2 separate regions of the Homo sapiens genome follow, and region 2 is linked to region 1. The links are chromatin contacts, found by Hi-C in ENCODE. All regions are on one chromosome and are shown on one strand. Each heading gives the region's core, a stretch centred on a gene start or an enhancer-like site at or near the end of the contact. The rest is flanking DNA. Distances are from core to core; before and after follow the strand shown.

What was found. Hi-C counts contacts between places; a loop is a spot of excess contacts on that map. Pooled maps may share reads with other maps.
Region 2: a pooled map shows a loop between it and region 1 (5-fold over the local background). The contact joins two enhancer-like sites. A Hi-C loop is called at or near these places in 2 of 50 pooled maps.

The regions. Positions count from the first base shown.
Region 1 is chr20:52,746,763-52,750,109 of GRCh38, reverse strand. No RefSeq gene overlaps it. Among named protein-coding and RNA genes, the nearest start is that of LINC01524, 130 kb to the right of the region's middle. Within about 2 kb of position 1,834, at least 3 of the 41 ENCODE cell types and tissues checked have a DNase peak (open chromatin) inside an H3K27ac peak, as active enhancers do.
Region 2 is chr20:54,196,795-54,200,067 of GRCh38, reverse strand. No RefSeq gene overlaps it. Among named protein-coding and RNA genes, the nearest start is that of PFDN4, 9.7 kb to the left of the region's middle. Within about 2 kb of position 1,874, at least 3 of the 41 ENCODE cell types and tissues checked have a DNase peak (open chromatin) inside an H3K27ac peak, as active enhancers do.

The sequences.
Region 1 (3,347 bases), core at 585-3,084:
GGTAATACTGCCCGCAGTTGAGAACCACCATTAATACCTCAATGTTAGGAGTAAACTTTCTTCCCCTAAGGAACTGATGTAGTCCTTGCTTTCTGATAAAGAAAATGATGTAAGTGATCATGTCTCCATTTTTGCTATGGCCACCAAGAAGCTCGAAGGCAAATTCAAGTTTCAACTATAGCCAAAAGGTATTCCCAATGTCCTGGGCAATTTTCATTGGTCGTTTTCTAATTCTTTATTTTCTCTGTCTTTTTGCCTCTCTTCCTTATTTCTCTACTTATGTTTTCCATTATAGATGTCTTCCTCTAAAGTCATTTGAAATGCTTCACAGAAGATAGCAAGGTACAGATATGAAAACATTTTTATACTGATTTTGAAATTGACTTGCTTAATTATTTGATCAAAGCTGAATCTTTCTAAGAATAATAAATATTTCTGTTTTTTTAAAAAAATCTTTTCAATAATTCTGTCTGATATTAAGCAAAATCAAAGTTGGATTAAAAAACTGAACTTTATTGAAATTTTCTGGCTCCCAGAATCTTATTTTAAAATGGGTTCAGGGGTATTAGAATACTAGAAAGAATAAAAAGGAAACCTAGAAGAGCTTTGGAAATAAGTACATTTTTTCAAGTTTTTCCATCACAAGTGTTGAAAAATATCATTCTATTAAAATATTTTTATTATTAAGATTCTATGGAGAAGACTGATGATAAAGTGGATACCTTTCTAAGATGCTTTTCTAAGATTTTGCTACTACTCATGCCCTGAATTGATGCACAGGGATCAGTTCAGCCAGTTGAGAGGCTCCACTTTTAGAAACCTACCACATGTTTTCACAAATGAATTTTCCAGTCTGTCAATTACTGAGGAGATAAAAATTGGGTCCAGAACAAAGGGTGACTCAGAGGCTCATTTGGAAATTTGGGATTTCTGGTTCTGCTTTGACAGATTTGGAAGAAGAGGCAAAACATTTCCTGTAAATACCATCGCTGGGATGAATTCTCACTCTCCTGTCCCTCCATCAAACAGAAATCTATATTGTGCCTTGAGTTGAGCTCCAGAGAAATTATCAATATTCACACATCTGGCACAAATCTGTTGGAAGAAAAAAAAACCATCATGCCATCTGTATTTCTTCAATCGTTTTATAGCACAGCTCCAGTCTCTGGCCATCATTTTGTCACTCGGTCTTGTAAATATAAAGTTATATTACTTTTTGGCTTGTTTGAGGACACCGTTCATCATAAGGGGAGGATGAAGAGATGATGTCACTGCCGGGAAAAAAAAAAACAAAACACAACAACTTCGCCTTTCTCAATCCCCCACCTTCCCCAGAGTGTGGAGGAGCCAAATTTCATCTAGTTTGGCACAGTTGTAGGAATTAACATGACTGAAATGTATGCCAGATTTCAAAACAATTTCTAACAGTTTCTGTGAGACCGTGTAAGCAACTGAAAATTGACATGTTGTGTTGTGCCCGAGTCAGCCAACTGCTGTCACTGCATAATTAGATTTTCCTGCATGAGAGGAAAAAGTGTTCCCTTAAAAAATTATGAAATAAAGCAGAAGCTAATATAAAATACAAGTGGGCCCGTTATTCACATAGAGGTAGCCTTCCGCCAAAGAATGACTTTGGACACACACACACGTGCACGCACACACACTCACACACACACAACTCCAGGAGAGGCTGATGGCCCTGGATTTCTGCGCTTTACATGCAAGAAATGCTCTTTGCAAAGGGAAGAGGATTTACGGCACAGGCCAGATGGAAGTAGGCCCACTTGGCTGCCCAAGGAATGGCTGAAACCCAGAAGCAAGAACAGATTTGGAGCTAATGAATGTGCGGTTCCTTCCTTCTGATATGGAATAATAGATGTGGCAGAGTATGCCAGGTGCCCCCAATACTTATTCTCCCCTTGTCCAACAGTAACAGTAGTTTTTGTTTGGCACAAAGGAGCCCAGCTAAAGGCTATATTCCCCAGGCTCCCCTGCACCTCGATATAACCATATAACTAAGTTCTGGCGAATGAGGTGTGAGAGGAAGTGGAAGTTTCCAGATTCCATGTCGTGTCCTTAACAGGAAAGGAGGGGTTCCCTCCGCTTTCTCCCCTCCCGTCTTCCTGAGGGTGGGAGCGCAGGCATCTTTGTCCAGGAGGATGAGATCTATACCATGTGGACAAGAGCTGCACCCTAGAGGCAGCAAAGTAGTAAGACAGAAAGCTCAATGTCCCTGGTAGTTTTAAGTCACCTTACCGACCTTGGATGATGTTCTGCACTGTTCCATCAGAGAAACGCCATTTACTGCTCATTTAAACCATTGTATTTTCATATAGCAGCAGCCTTTTCTGCATCCTAACTAATACTGCTCTCTTGGAAATGACCTTCAGAGTTCATCAGAGCTAGACCCTTGCAGACAGGAGTGTTTACACCCAAGGACATATGTATCTTTGTTTTCTAGTCATGTCTTTCAAGGTAAAGACCTTTCTTCAAATAACTGTATATGTTCAAAAGGCAAAATACGACTCAAAGTATCATTCATGTGTGATAAGGTGATTACAATTACTGTTACCATTTTACAAATGAAGAAACTAGTTTACAGAAATGAAAAAAAAACTTACCCCAAATTACATATTACATGGCTAAAAATTTTAGTTTTTTTTCATATCATGCTCAGGTGAAATGAGTTTGTAACATATGGACAGGCATTCAAAAAATATTGGCTATTTAACTGAATTAATGACTACATTCTTAAAATAAAGCAGTAGAGGTAAGACTAGAACTCAGGTCTACTGACTTTAAAGACAGTAATTTTTAACTCTGCACTCTCTTTGCTCCCTGACTATGTCTTAAATTAGGATACTTTGAGTTAAGTTTGTGAATAAAAGTTTCAGTGCATCTGTAAAAAGAAAATAATTAATTTAAACATTTTCAATTTGTTTAAATCTTATATCAAGTGTTTCGTTCCTCTGCGCCCTGTAGCCAATAACAGAAATCTTTAACTTAAACTGGCTTAATTATTAATGGGGCCTTGTTGACTGATGTCACTGAATCCCCAGAATATGATTCGTGCCATCCCTCAGCACAGCTCCTCTCCAAGTTGGCTCCCCTCCCAGGTTCATATGATATCAGCATGGCTGTCAGCCCCTCCAGGCCTACATCCCATCCTGTTTCATTCCAACAGAAAGGAGCCCTTCCTCCTTGGTCTGATTGCTTTATAAGCCTGTTTGTCAACTAAAAATATGTCCTAGGGCAGCAGTCCCCAATCTTTTTGGCACCAAAGACTGGTTTTTGTGGAAGACAGTTTTTTCCGCGGACTGAAGGTCGGGGGTTGGTTTTGGGATGAT
Region 2 (3,273 bases), core at 625-3,124, 1.4 Mb before region 1:
GACATGTCCCAGTTTAATTTAGATTTTGTCACAAAGCGAGAATGAGGTTATCACATCATTTCCTGGCAGTACGCACCTGGGTGCCCTCCAAAACCTGCAACACCTGCTCCAGGCTCCTGGTTCTAAGATTTAAAAAGGAAACCTTGATCAGATTCCTCTTCCATGCTGGCCATGAGGAGTGAGAGGCAAGAAGGAGCAAATCCCCAGGATCACGCAGCAATTTGGTTTGGCGCCTGCAGAGGGCACCCGAGGAACATGACAGTGTTCCCCAGACTTAAATCATTCAAATCCACCTTCCGAATATTTTGCACTTCTTTTGAATCTTACTGTGCTGGGTAATGTTAAGTACTGTCAGTTTGTATTTAGCTAAACAATTTTGCAAATGGTTTTTCCATAACGCTGTTTGAAATGTTTCATTGTTTTCCCATTGCACTTAAATTTCTTACCAGGGCCTAGCCTCCCTCCCTGACCTTGTTTTGGACCATCTTTCCCCTCACTCACTGTGCTTCACCCTCTTGGGCCTCCATTCTGTGAATGCTACACGCTCCCTCCTGCCTCAGGGCCTTTGCACTTGCTTTTCCTGCTGCCTATGATGCCTTTCTCCTATTGTTCAGCCAGCTGCATTCTACCGTCTGCCTATCCTTAAGACTCAGCGTCTATGTTACTCCCATCAAGGAAGCTGCTATGATTTGAATGTGTCCTCCAGAGTTCGTAGTTGAAATTTAATGGCCAATGTGGTTTTACAATGAGGCGGGGGTCTTTAAGTCTGAGGACAGAGCCCTCAAGAATGGGATTGGGTCTCTTATAGAAGGGCTTGAGGGAACGAGTTTGTGTTGGTCCATTCTCCCACTGCTATAAAGAACTGCCCAACACTGGGTAATTTAGAAAGGAAAGAGGTTTAATTGACTCGCAGTTCCACATGGCTGGGGAGGCCTCAGGAACCTTACAATCATGGCGGGAGGTGAAGGGAAAGCAAGGCACCTTCTTAACAGGGCGGCAAGATCAAGAATAAATGCAGGAAGAACTACCAAACACAAAACCATCAGACCTCGTGAGAACTCACTCACTATCACGAAAACAGAGTAGGCGAAACCGCCCCCTTGATTCAATTATCTCCACCTGGTCTTTCCCTTGACACATGGAGATTATGGGGATTACAATTCAAGATGAGATTTTGGGTGAGGACACAGCCAAACCATATCAAGGTTCATTCTCTTCTGTTCTTCTACCATGTAAGGACATAGCATTCTGCCCTGCAGAGGACACAGCAACAAGTTGGCATCTTAGAAGGAGAGACTGGACCTCTCACCAGCCATTAAACCTACAGGTGCCTTGATCTTGGATTTTCCAGCCTCCAGAACTGTCAGGAATAAATCTCTATTGTTTATAAATTACCTAGACTCAGGACTTTAGTTGTAGCAGCATAGACTGACTAAGACACAAGCTTTCCTCAAACGCACCCATCTCCCAGACAAGAGCAGCATCCGCTGCCCCCTAAAGCAGCTTTCTACGCCTCCCTGGTATATTCCCTTTTGAATTCTGTGTCCCTGTTAAACTGAGAGCACCAAAGGAAACAGATCATGCCTGTTTTCTTCATCTCTGTTGTTGCGGCACCAACAGGAAAGTAGGTGCTTAACAAATGTTAACTAATGAATAAATCAATGCATGAATAAATAAGTGATAATGTATTTAGAGATTAATACAGTAATATATAATACAGCGTAAGCTGTTGAGGAATTCACTCCACTACAATGTACAAGAGTCCATAACTTATTGCATTCTTTTTGTTTTGTTTTGTTTTGTTTTTTGGCTAGGCCTAGTACTTACGCAAATTGTGATCATGTGGACTCATTGTTCGAGCAACACTCCTTTCTTCAGCAGATGGCACTGTGACCCCAAAATCTGGCATGTTATTTTTCTCTCTGCAACTCCTGAAGAATTGTCTACACGCTGCAAAGCAAGATGACACAAACCCAGGAAACCACTGCCTTTGGGCCAAAGTAGAATCATCTTTTGCTAGTTTGAATTCTTAACCGAATTTTTACCTGGCTAAAAGTACAGCATTTTTAAAAGCCCTTCAACGTATACAATGTTTTTAGACCTTTATAAAACAGACCATTAGTTAACCAACCCTATAAAGGAGGTAGTATTATCATTATTACACACAGATGGTATAACTGAGGCAAGAGTACGGGACATAATGTGCTCGAGGACACAGAGCTAGAAACAGTAGAGCTAGAGTTGAAACTGGCACCTCTTGCATTCCATGCTCTTAACCTTACATTACATTGCAACGGAAATGGAAAGAAAGGGAAGGGTGGGACAGAGATTGCAATGGAGGAATGAACATAACTTGGGAACTCCTAAGTTATGAGTTATTCGCAAGGTACAGAGAATAAAAAATAACACAAGAATTTTACTTCTTGTGAAAAGAACAAATTACAGAAGCTATTTTTGACAATAGTGAGTTTTTTTAGCTTATCCTTAAAGTAAACAAAAGTTTAGAGTTAATCATAACATATGTATACTATTATTTTTTAAGTTGTTCCTGCATCCAATGGTGACATAAACACATTGGCTCCAATAACAGAATGAGATTTCATTTCCAGGTAAAGATGCTACCTCGAGGCAAATTGAATGCTCAAATCTTTCTACAGGTAAAATCTTGTTTTAATAAAAGGCACTTCCACGTTTGTGTTTACACAATGAGCCTCTTCCCATATTCGGTCAGGTGTTATCTGAGCATACTGAAGGAGAGCTGAGGTCCTGGCTACGATGGATTCCATTTGACCTAATAAATGTTGAATTGCCAATGTAATCAGTGATTCTTGTAGCAGTGTAGGACATGGATCCTAGGAGAAGATTTCAGTACTTTGCGAGCTACCACTTGCTAAGCTCCGGAAAAGCTGTCTGCGAAGACATGAGGAGGAGGGGCAGTCCCTAAATTGTCAATGGCCTTAAAAAGAGGCTGTATTTCTCTTAAGCATTTAATATATACTTTGGGTTCTTAAATTAATTTTGCAAATTAATTCAGTTCAAACTATAGGTATAATTTTCATTTTGTAGGTGGTGAAAGGAGGCTCAGGACAATTGGGTAATGCCTCTAAGTTTCTATACCTTATATAACTGTTATCTGATAAAATAAGGATACAAATCGTAGTTATTCTCATCTACACTGTATTTTCCCATACCCATAAAAATTAAATATTATACTTCTCAAAAAGAATCCTGCCTCACTTCCTTTAGAACTAACTTTGTTCAAACAAATTTTAG